Linked DNA regions of Homo sapiens: all the other regions are linked to region 2. Evidence: chromatin contacts called from ENCODE Hi-C or POLR2A ChIA-PET data. All regions are on one chromosome and are shown on one strand. The core of a region is the stretch at or near the end of the contact, and the rest is flanking DNA. Distances in the headings are between cores, read along the strand shown. Region 1 has its middle 24 kb from the start of SP3. Region 2 overlaps SP3 (Sp3 transcription factor). Region 3 has its middle 67 kb from the start of SP3.

What was found. Hi-C counts contacts between places; a loop is a spot of excess contacts on that map. ChIA-PET counts read pairs that join two places held with the same protein, here RNA polymerase II (POLR2A). Pooled maps may share reads with other maps.
Region 1: a loop to region 2 is called in a map with no recorded cell type, with 5 times the contacts of the local background. The contact joins two enhancer-like sites. A Hi-C loop is called at or near these places in 1 of 168 maps with a recorded cell type or tissue (endothelial cell of hepatic sinusoid), 5 of 37 single-sample maps with no recorded cell type and 5 of 50 pooled maps. POLR2A ChIA-PET finds 5 or more read pairs at or near these places in 9 of 52 experiments (B cell, Caco-2, GM12878 and 6 more).
Region 3: a loop to region 2 is called in a map with no recorded cell type, with 5 times the contacts of the local background. The contact joins two enhancer-like sites. A Hi-C loop is called at or near these places in 4 of 168 maps with a recorded cell type or tissue (B cell, astrocyte of the cerebellum, endothelial cell of hepatic sinusoid and 1 more), 11 of 37 single-sample maps with no recorded cell type and 6 of 50 pooled maps. POLR2A ChIA-PET finds 5 or more read pairs at or near these places in 9 of 52 experiments (A673, B cell, Caco-2 and 6 more).

The regions. Positions count from the first base shown.
Region 1 is chr2:173,988,046-173,991,493 of GRCh38, forward strand. No RefSeq gene overlaps it. Among named protein-coding and RNA genes, the nearest start is that of SP3, 24 kb to the left of the region's middle. Within about 2 kb of position 1,471, at least 4 of the 41 ENCODE cell types and tissues checked have a DNase peak (open chromatin) inside an H3K27ac peak, as active enhancers do; they include GM12878 and OCI-LY7, where a contact is called at or near this core.
Region 2 is chr2:173,937,660-173,941,646 of GRCh38, forward strand. All of the region lies in intron 4 of SP3 (Sp3 transcription factor), which reads right to left. Among named protein-coding and RNA genes, the nearest start is that of SP3, 26 kb to the right of the region's middle. RefSeq lists an enhancer at 2,414-2,553. Within about 2 kb of position 2,297, at least 5 of the 41 ENCODE cell types and tissues checked have a DNase peak (open chromatin) inside an H3K27ac peak, as active enhancers do; they include GM12878 and OCI-LY7, where a contact is called at or near this core.
Region 3 is chr2:173,896,470-173,900,397 of GRCh38, forward strand. No RefSeq gene overlaps it. Among named protein-coding and RNA genes, the nearest start is that of SP3, 67 kb to the right of the region's middle. Within about 2 kb of position 1,807, at least 4 of the 41 ENCODE cell types and tissues checked have a DNase peak (open chromatin) inside an H3K27ac peak, as active enhancers do; they include OCI-LY7, where a contact is called at or near this core.

The DNA.
Region 1 (3,448 bases), core at 221-2,720, 50 kb after region 2:
CACTTTATGGAGCAGATAACGTATTGTTTACTCAATTGCTGAGTTCTGGAGGAGAACTCCAATCTGAATTCTACTCAGTATTAGCTACCTATCCTTCAGGGCCTCACACTTGGATGACTTAAGAAAATCTTGTTCCTTCAAACCCTGTACTTTTATTTTTTACCACGGAAATGTTTATTCCTCTGTCCCAAATTGCATGAAAACCTTCTTTGCTGAGATAAGCAAAGCTTTGCCACTTTTGGTAGCTTTAATCAAAAACTGATTCTACAGATTTGGCTGCCCAGACAAGTTGACTGATGGAAAGATATTTATTAACATGCACAGGACTGAGGGATACCTGTACAATGTAATAATTCTTAAATCCACATCTGCCAACCTTTAAGGCATAATTAACGTTGTTTTATTTTTATTTTTTATTTTCAAAACTGTACCCTGTACAACACCGCCCTTGGGTGTTAGTGGAGAAAATGAACACATTGTAACAAATAAAATATTACAGAACAATAATAGTTTTCACTAATAAAAATGAGAACCCATTAAACAGTCTTATTGCCAAACTGCTGGGGGAGAAGCAAAGTCCTTTAACCACTAAGACTGGGACACAGTAGAAACAAACTCTTCCAAGCAAGGTAGGATGGCGCGTGCCTGCAGTCTTAGCTGTGCGGGAGGCTAAGGTGGGAGGATAGTTTGAGGCCAGGAGTTGGAGTCTGCAGTGAGCTATGATCGTACCACTGCACTTCAGCCTGGGTGATAGAGCTAGACCCCATCTCTAAAAAAAAAAAAAAAAAAGAAGGAAAGAAGAGAAAGAAAGAGACTTTTCCTAAGCAATGCAAGGGACGTAGGAGCTGGTACAGGGAAGAAAGGCTGGAGGAGAAAAACAGCAAGCTTTCTTAGGAACAAATGATTTCCCAGCCAGACCTACAAAAGGTTCTTGAGTACGGTAATGAGCCAGAACTGCCTTGATGACTGCAGATGGGTCAGGTCTTATTTGATGCTTAAGTGGTATAGTCCAACTTTAAATCTCTAACTGAAGACTTCCCTGTTTAACTTTCCCACCAGACTTACCTGATGTTATCGCTCTCATTTTCCTAAATAGGAAAAGGCCTATATTATTTTAAAACTTAAATAAAACTAATCTAGTCCATATATACAAATCACAACAGTGACTGAGAACATATATTATAAACCAATGCACGCATACATACAAATACACACACACACAGTATACACACACACTCAAATGTGTATATCCATGAACTTACAGGCCCTTCCGAATATCTGACAAACATAATAATCTACTGGCCAAAATACAGAGCCAGTCCACTAGGCGTCCTTAAAATAAGAGTGTATTCTAGTTTTTCTTCAAGCCTCTACAAAGTTTTGCATTGCTATCAAAATATTTTTGGAAATTCTGTAATGTTTCTCCTTTTCCCTTGGCTTCTTATTTCTGGCAAGGACTAAACCCCAAAATATCTTTCCTCTGGGACACTGAAATAACTGTCCCAACGCAGCTGCCAGAGCTATAGCTATTCAGAGATTTGAGACAGATTTCCAAGGAAGGCCACTTGTAATTTTAATTGTTTGAGTCAAAAGACCAACTTTCTGAGATGTTCAAAGAACAGGTGTATGAGAATTTTTAGTCTTTCTGGATGCTCTCATTTTCGTTCATGATTCTATCTGCTGTTTCACTTCTGTTTCATCCCTCCTTTTGTCTTCATCCCGCCCATCCTCTGGGTTTTATTTTAGACCTAGAAAAAAAGTCAGCCACCCCCCTCCCTCCCAGTGCTCTGAAGTAGTATTTCTCCTCTGCCGACTGCTCAAAAACTTTCTTGCTGTAATGATGCCACAGAATTGGGGTCTTTGTACCCAACATCACCTCCCTCAAGTTTAGGCCAAGGAAGAGGGTGTATCTGGTAGATAAAGGGAGGAAGCAAGCTGTCTCTGCCAACAAGCACAGCTGCTTGACCAGCCCAAACTGAGAGGCCTCCTGCAGATGAATAAGGTTCAGACCCATCACACAGCACACAGGAGACTTTCCTGTGCTTATGCCCAAGCTACTCACCTTTAGGTCGGTGCTTCTCATCTCTGAGAGTTGTTTTTAAAAATATCTTTGTCAAAAAAAATGTTTTAAACAAAACCTTTATTTAGACCCATTGAACCAAATCTCTGGGCCTCGGCCTGAGCGTTGCAATTTTTTTAACAGCTCCCAGATGATTCTATTGTGCAGCAGGGTTAAGAACCACTGATTGAGATTCCGCTTGTGGAAGTTATCCAACCCCGAGCTTACTCCCTTCCTTCCAAATACACCCCAGGAGATTCCTCTGCCTGTTCTCACACTAAAGATTTCTGGGAGCCAGGAAATAAAATAAGGCGGCCTAGGGAATGCAGTTAGTTTTAGAAAAGAAGAGGGTTGAAAAGAGAGGGGGTGCCACGGAGTGGAGGAGGCTGTGTTTGTGGCTCTCTCCCTACCCCTCTGTGGATGTGGGCTGCACACAGCTGGTGTAGATAAGGCTACCACCTCTCTCGAGGACTGGGCCTCCGAGGATTTGAGGATGAGATACTATAAGTGTCAGCATGCTCAGTTTCTTTCCTGCTGGGGTGGGAAAAGGGAAATCATAAGTGCTGGAGGATGCTGGAGACTCGAGAACTGTGATGCAGAGACTCTAGGGAGAAGAACATGATCCCCAGCCAGCAAAGGACAATTTAAAAATTAAGCCGGGTGCGGTGGCTCAAACCTATAATCCCAGCACTTTGGGAGGCCAAGGCAGGAGGATTGCTTGAGGCCAGGAGTCTGCAACTAACATAGCAAGACCTCATCTCTACAAAGAATACAAAAATTAGCCAGGCAAGGTGGTGCACACCTGTAGTCACAGCTACTTGGGAGACTGAGGTGGGAGGATTGCTTGAGCCCAGGAGTTGGTGGCTGCAGAGAGGTGTGATTGAACCACTGCACTCCAGCCTGTGCATCAGAGACCTTGAGTCAACAACTAAAAAATTAAGTCCCACCCATGCCAAATTATTAGGATACAGTAACGAATATGATTTTCCATGCAGAACCCAGCTTGAGAGCCACAGAGCTACTGCACTGACGCATCCACAACGGCCAGAGACTCTGCTAGCCGAGGAGGAAGCAGCTCTCAGAGCCCAACCCACATGGTCCCTTCAGACCCTCCAACTGTTCTCCATGCAGTTAGGAAAGAATAAAGAAGTCCCCTCTTGGGGTCCAGAGCTTAAACGAACCCCCAGAAATTCTAGACACCCCCTGGTTGCTTAGGCAACTGGTGGGCACCATCCAACACTTCCAGGCCAGTGACTCTGCTGGGAGAGTGGCTTGCCCTGCTGCTTAGCTTTTGCTCAGAGAATCCTGGCTCTCTGCCTGCCTGCCTCTGGCACGTTCACAGCTGCTGTTGCGCTCTTGGCTTATTCTGTCTAGAGGTCTCCCTGCCTC
Region 2 (3,987 bases), core at 1,047-3,546:
TTCTACTCATTAAAAACATGAGGCTAAAACTCACATTCTCAAAACCTTTTTACTCTAGAAAATCTCCAATATATACCAAAGTAGGAAAGCATAACAAACTCCCATGTACCCAACACCCAAATTCCACAAACTCTGGGACAATTCTATTTCATGTATAACCCAAACTACCTCATTTTGAAACAAATCCGAGATATAACATTTCATCTGCAAATATTTCATTATGTACTGCTCAAAGATAAAGAACTTACAAAAAATCTCTCATCATGTTATTCTTAGAATAAAAATACACTAAATCTACAGTGTTAAAAAATGACTTTAGGGCAAGTCATTTAATTCTCCTAAATTCTCTCATATGCACGTAAGACTAAACCTAACGTTCCTCTTGCTTCTCTTAGTTTCTTCCCCCACAGGTTTATATGTTGGCTTCTGAAACATAATTCTTAATGTCAAGAGTTTTTAAAAAGCTACAAATTTAACACAATTACAGAATTGGTAGAGGTATGAAACACAGAATGCAACTATCACATCTGAACAAAGTTATAATCCCAGCACTTTGGGAGGCCAAGGAGGGTGGATCACCTGAGGTCAGAAGTTCAAGACCAGCCTAGTCAACATGGTGAAACCCTGTCTCTGCTAAATATACAAAAATTAGCCGGGCGTGGTGGTGGGCGCCTGTAATCCCAGCTACTCGGGAGAGGCTGAGGCAGGAGAATCACTTGAACCTAAGAGGCAGAGGTTGCAGTGAGCCGAGATAGTGCCATTGTGCTCCCGTCTGGGCAACAAGAGCGAAACTTTGCCTCAAAAAAAAAAAAAAAAAAAAAAAGCAACCAAACAGGTAAAATTTACATTACACATTTCCACACAAATCTACGTTTATTCTGTATCTATTATTGGCATCTCTTCATTTTATCCATCAAAAAAAAGAATGCAGAAAAAAAAAAGATGAGTAAGCAATGACTGCCCAATCCCAAAACAAGAAATACATGTTAGCTATAATACAAGACAAAGGACAAGTGCTATTAAACAAGCGGTAATTCAAAGGTGGCAAGAAGAAGGGAAGGCTGCGGGATAAGGCAGTATCTGGGCTAAGTCTTGAAAGATGTCAACCTGAAGGTTACTCCACTATTCCTGTTTCTAAAGTGCTGTGGGGTTCAATGTTAATATACCATTTATCACATTATACTAGAATCATGTGCATGTCTGTCTAACCCAATGATTCTTAAGGGGGAGATGAAGAACTGTCCTCCAGGGGACATCTGGCAATGTGTGAAGCCATTTTTTTTATTATCACAACTGCCTGGGGTACAGAGTGCTACCAGCATCTAGTGGGTAAGTCAGGAATGCTCCTCAACATCCTACAATGCAGAGGACAGCCCCAAAACAAAGAATCATCAGGCCCAAAATATCAACAGTGCAGAGGTTGAGAAATCATAGTCTAACTTGTTAGATTATGAGCACCTTTAGTGCAAGAATTATCATATTCATCTTTGTAATTCCAGTATCTGGCATGCACAGCAAGAGCGCTGTAAGTTATCTGTAGACTCAACAGACCTCAATTTAAAGGTAATGGAAGAGCCAGTAAAGACTTTACAGAAAGCAACATGATCTGTGTTTAGGGAAAATGACTGATACCAAAATGATGTATTGGAACAGTTTCTAGTATCTTACAAAATTTAAAATGCACATATTCTCCAACCTTGGGATTGTGCTTTCAGATGTATATGCTTCAGATATGCATACTTTAACAAAAGAAATGACACATCTGTATAAGGATATCTACTGCAGCATTTTTGAAATAAGATTAAAAATTTTTGTGACATCTGGCCAGGCACGGTGGCTCATGCCTGTAATCCCAGCACTTTGGGAGGCCGAGGCAGGTAGATCACCTGAGGTCAGGAGTTTGATAACAGCCTGGCCAACATGGTGAAACACTGTCTCTACTAAAAATACAAAAAATTAGCCAGGTGTGGTGGCATGGGCCTGTAGTCCCAGCTACTCAGGAGGCTGAGGCAGGAAGATCACTTGAGCCAGAGAGGCGGAAGTTGTAGTGAGCCAAGATTGCGCCACTGCACTCCAGCCTGAGCAACAGAGCAAGACTCCAACTCAAAAAAAAAAAAAAAAAAGTTACACTGATTTTGGGGGAGGAATTAAAAAGATTAAAAATGTAAAAATTTTTTTTAAAAATAAATTTTTGTTAATGCACCAGAAAGGAGGGGGCATGGAAAATGGAAGTTGTTTTTTAAGAGAGAGTCACCCAGGCTGGAGTGCAATGACTCAATCATAACTCACTGTAGGCTTGACCTCCTGGGTTCAATCAATCCTCCCATCTCCGCCTCTCTGAGCAGACAGGACTATGGGCACACATTACTGTGACCAGCTAATTTTTTTTTGTTTTTTGGTAGAGGCAAGGTCTTGCTTGGTTGCCCAGACTGGTTTCAACTTCCTGGCTTCAAGCAATTCTCCCAGCCTCAGCCTCCCAAAGTGCTGGGATTATGCCACCACACTCAGCCTAGATTAGATGTCTTAATAGTAGTCTAGGACAGCGGTCCCCAACCTTTTTGGCACCAGGGACCAGTTTCATGGAAGACAATTTTACTGCTGACAAGGGAGATGGTTTCAGGGTGAAACTGTTCCACTCACTCAGATCATTAGGTATTAGATTTTTCATAAGGAGCTTGCAACCTAGATCCCTCGCATGTGCAATTCACAATAGGGTTCGGGCTCCTATGAGAATCTAATGCTGCTGTTGATGTGACAGGAGGCGGAGCTCAGCCAGTCATGCTTATCGCCCACTGCTTACTTTTTGCACTGTGGCCTTGGCACCCGGGGGTGCAAGACCCCTGGTCTAGGAGACCAGTAAGAGCCAAACTAACAAACTGAGAATGGAGAGGATGAACAGATAACAAAAATATGGCAGAAACAGAACAAAAAGGACTTGGAACTTTCCACCAGGAAACAGAAGATTGAAGTTTGCATGTGTGCCCAGCAGCTAAAGGTAGCTGGAGAAAAAACACAACTGTGCTAATTATTCAAGCAGGCACCCAGTACTGCTGCAATTCTACATCTCACATTTCACTTTCCAATTCTCAGATGACCACTTCATACCTTCTTCCTTCTCAAACTTCCTAACACCTGGCCCTCTCACCCATCTTAGCTTGTTTCTTATCACAAAAGGAAATAAGGAATAATCTGACAAGAATTATCTTATCTTCCAATCAACATATCTGTATCTCTGAATGTCTATCCAATGCCCTTTCCCTGTTATAATGACCCCTACTCCTGTGTCCAACCCTTAAACCTGTGTCCTGTGTTTCACCTTGCTTGTTTTCTTAAAACATCCCTCTCTCATCCTCTTTCATACTTTCTCTCCTCTATCATTAATTTGTGGCGAGATTCTTAGAAAACCAACCTCCTCAACCAGGTCCACCTCCAGCTACCACCTATTTCAATGTTGCTCACAACACGAGTAAAAAAAAAAAAAAAAAAAAAGTCTGTAATTACTCTCACTAAATCCTCTTCACCTTTTAAATCATTCTACTCATGCTTTCCTCCCCAGCACTCTTAATGAAACCACTTGTTAAAAGTCACCAACAATCATTATCTTACTAAATCCAATATCCCGTTCTCTCTCATCTTATGTACCCTCCACAATATATGAATAGATAATGCTAGGCATGGTGGCTCATGCCTGTAATCCCAGCACTTTGGGAGGCTAAGGCAGGTGGATAACGTGAGACCAGGAGTTCGAGACCAGCCTGGTCAACGTGGCAAAACCCCATCTCTTCTAAAAATTACAAAAAATTAGCCAGACATGGCAGCACACATGTGCAGTCCCAGCTACTTGGGAAGCTGTGGTGGTAAGGTCACCTGAGCCCGGAAGGTCCAGGCCAGTGATCATGCCACTGCACTCCAGCCTGGGTGATAGTTGAGACCCTGCCTAAAAAAAAGAAAAGAAAGGGATAAGCATTCCCTCCTCCTTTCTTAAGT
Region 3 (3,928 bases), core at 557-3,056, 42 kb before region 2:
GATTCAATTACCTCCCACAGAGTCCTACCCACAACATGTGGGAATTATGGGAGTTACAATTCAAGATGAGATTTGGGTGGGGACATAACCAAACCATATCAGCACTATTCATAATAGCAAAAAGGTGGGAAAAAAAACACAAATGTCCATCATTGATGAGTGGATAAACAAAATGTGGTAAATACATACAATGGAATATTATTCAACCATAAGAAGGAATGAATTACTAGTACATGTTACAATGTGGATGAACCTTGAAAACATTACACTAAGATTCCAGACACAAAAGGCTACATATTGTATGATTCTATTTATATGAAACATCTAGAACAAGTAAATCCATAGAGACAGAAGACAGATTAATGGTTCTGAGGGGCTGGGAGGAGGGGCTTATGGGGACATGTCTGCTTAATGGGCACAGGATTTTCTTTGAGGTAGTTTTGGAAGTAGGTAGAGATAGTGATTGCACAATATTGTCAGTGTATGAAATGCCACTCAATTGTACGCTTTAAGATGGTTAGTGTACAGCATGGTGACTATGGTTAATAACAATGTATTGTATACTTGAAAATTTCTAAGAGAGTAGATTTTAAGTGTTCTTGACACATAATAAATAAGCATGTGAAGTAATGCATATGTTCATTGGCGTGATTTAGCCATTACACAATGTATAAGTATACATTTCAAAATATGCTATATATCATAAGTATGTAAAATTTTTGTCAATTAAAATTTTTTAATGCTAATGGCTCATTTGTTTATGTACATTTATCTCAATAAAAAATGAATCCAACCTAGATTATATTCATCTTTGTACCAATATAGTCATAATTTTAAAAATATATTTATGAAGGAGTCTATAAGGCAAAAGTGCCTAGGACCTATGAAAGTCATAATGCAGCCCTAACCAAGTGCACAGGATGCAGAGACAAGTGGAAGGAACCTGAGCCATCTGAGTGAGAAAGGGTAGTTGGTCAGAGCACAGCGAGTAAGGGACAGGCTCATGTGTGCGGAGGCTGGGGAAGCCGGCAGAGGCCCAGCCAGGCATGGCAAAGCCTCGGGATGCTAGGTGAAGTGCCAATAAAGAGTTTTAAGGAGACTGACATTTTCAAAGATCACTCTGGGCTGCTGATTGGAGTGTGGACTAGTCAGAGTCAGGAAGAGTGGTTACGAGGAGCCCAGATTCCAGGATACTGCTGTAATCCAAGCAAAAAATGATGGCTGTTGCTCGGATGCTGGTAGAGGAGATGTAGAGAGATGCATGGCTTTGAGACACTTGGACAATCAACAAGATCAATATGGGGAATGGGAAGGAGAGGGTGTCAACGTTAACCTTCCCCTTTCTGGCATGAGCATCGAGAAGCATATGACGTTATTCATTGAGATAAATACTGAAGGTCCAGGTTTAGGAGTAGACATTCAGAAACTGAATTCTGAACACATAAAGTTTGAGGTACCTGTGAAAGTTCCAAAACAGGGGCCAAATAGGTAATTCAATATTTTACCTGCAACTCAGTTGAGGAGTGGAGTGAAGATGGAAAACTTGGGAGTTGCCCACGTCTGCAGTAAAAGGAAATCCCAAGAACAAATGAGATCATCCAGTAAAAGAGTGCGGATTGAGAAGAGAAATCAGCTCAGGATCAAGCCTGGGAAAAATTCGACATTTAACTGCCAGGTACAAGAAGAAAAGCTAGCAAAGGAGAGAGAGAAGCGGAAAGAGGAAGAAGGAAACAGCTGGGCCATGGGTAGATATTAGGAAAGAATCTACTTCAACAAATGGAGAACAGCCAACTGATGTGAACACTGAGGTCAGGCAGTATGTGAATGTTTCAATGTTACATGCGTTAGTGACAGGGAGGTCACTGTTGACCTTTTCAAGACCATCTTTAGTGAAGTGAAGGAACAGAAACCAGATGGGAGTTATTTGAGAGGAGAGCAGGGGAAAAGGAAGTGAAAAGTGTGTGGGCAACTCTTTCAAGAACCTGATTGTGAGTGAGGAGTAGGTGACAATGAGACAAGGCGAACCCAGACTTCACTCACCTAGCTGCCTGCCCATGGGGCAATAGGGAAACTAAGACAGAAGTAACTGCCAAAAGCAAAGGAGTTAGCAACCCGGTGCTGCTAATTCTTAGAGGTCAATGACGAGCAAGGCCTAGGTCCTTCTGCAGCTGGTTGCCTGACAGTCTAGCAAGTTGATAGAACCCATGCCGTGACCCTGTTAATTTTATGACTGTTTGCAAAGGGACAGTTTTCTCTGCCCTTGTAGAGCAAAACCAGGGAGGAATTTAAGTTTGCAGCTTGCTCCCCACCAGATCTCACAGTTGTGATGGGATAAAGTCCTCAAGAACAAAGAAGCTGCGATCACACTGAGTCAGAGTCCAAAAAGCCACCTTCAAATAATGTTAAGACTGTATACCACCTTTGGTTGTTCTTTAAGTACAGAGTGTTAAAAGAGGTCGCTCAGCACTGGCGCTGCAGGCTGAGTCCGGCCCCATGATGCTCCCGCACATTCTAGGACACCTTCTTTCTCCACAGCCATAGCTGTTAACGGCTAACTTCTTTCCTCCGAGCCTTTGCCCTCTGTGTCCTAAGTTTAAATTCTAGGACATGAGAAATATCTCAAAAAACTGTCCCTTTATCCTTTGCCAATTGAAAAAGAAACCAGCCCAGCAGAGAGGAGACTAGGTAACACAAGACCTTGGTTCCGGATGGTGTTCACACCTACTGTCGCTTTTGCTGTGCGTCATCAGTCACATAATGACTTATAGGGCAGAATATTGCTTTAAAAAGTTGGTTTTGGCCAGGCGCGTTGGTTCTCGCCTGTTATCCCAGCACTTTGGGAGGCTGAGGTGGGTGGATCACGAGGTCAGGAGATCGAAACACGGTGATATCCCGTCTCTACTAAAACTACAAAAAATTACCTGAGCGTGGTGGCATGTGCCTGCAGTCCCAGCTACTGGGGAGGCTGAGGCAAAAGAATTGCTTGAATCCGGGAGGTGGAGGTTGCAGTGAGCCGAGATTGCACCACTGCACTCCAGCCTGGGTGACAGAATGAGACTCCATCTCAAAAAAAAAAAAAAAAAAGTTGGTTTTGTGCATATGTTGCTGCCTTATAGTTTCTAGTCTCCATTTCAGGGTTGACTCACTGTCTCCAATATTGGAGTAGATTTGAGGAACACTTTGGTTAGAAAGATACATTCCCATCATCAACTTTTCTTAGTTTTTTGCTGCCCTGAATTTGGCTTATCAAGTGAGCCTCAAGTTTAACACTAGAGCCTGAGCAAGTAAGGCCCTATGTTCTTTCTTTGAAAGTCATAAAAGGTTTATTAGGTCCCCTCATGAATCTAAACGTGCCAAGTAGACAAGGCCTATACGCAGGCTCTCCCAGGCTTGGGGCACAGTGCTCCAGATGTCACATCTGTGGATATTTAGCAGAGTTATACTGTAGCTCTTAGAGGATCATGTTTAAGGAAAAACAAAAAACAAAAAAGTAGCCCTTCCCTAACATTGAAATAAAGGGAATATGTTCTTATAATGAAAAAAGTACAGGAAACTAGTGAAACCAAATGGATTTTTTTTTAAGTCAGGAAGGTGATTATAGTCAGAATGTTATCAGCTTCTCTTACTATAACCTTCAGGGTAGAAATTATGAAATGATAATTTCATCCTGAATATCGGGTATATAACATGCACTCAAATGTTTGTTGAAGAAATAAATGCCATCAATCCTGTTTTAGGTTATATGAAGACAGCTGTGATACTTGAGATAATCACACAGGATTTGAAGTCAGAAAGTCTGGAGTACATATTCTGACATCTACTAGCTGTGTGTTTTGGAGTGATACTCTGGCCCACTCAGCTTTAACTAGAAATGGAGATAATGCCTATTCCACCTATCTTACCATGTTATAAGAACTGAATAATGTTA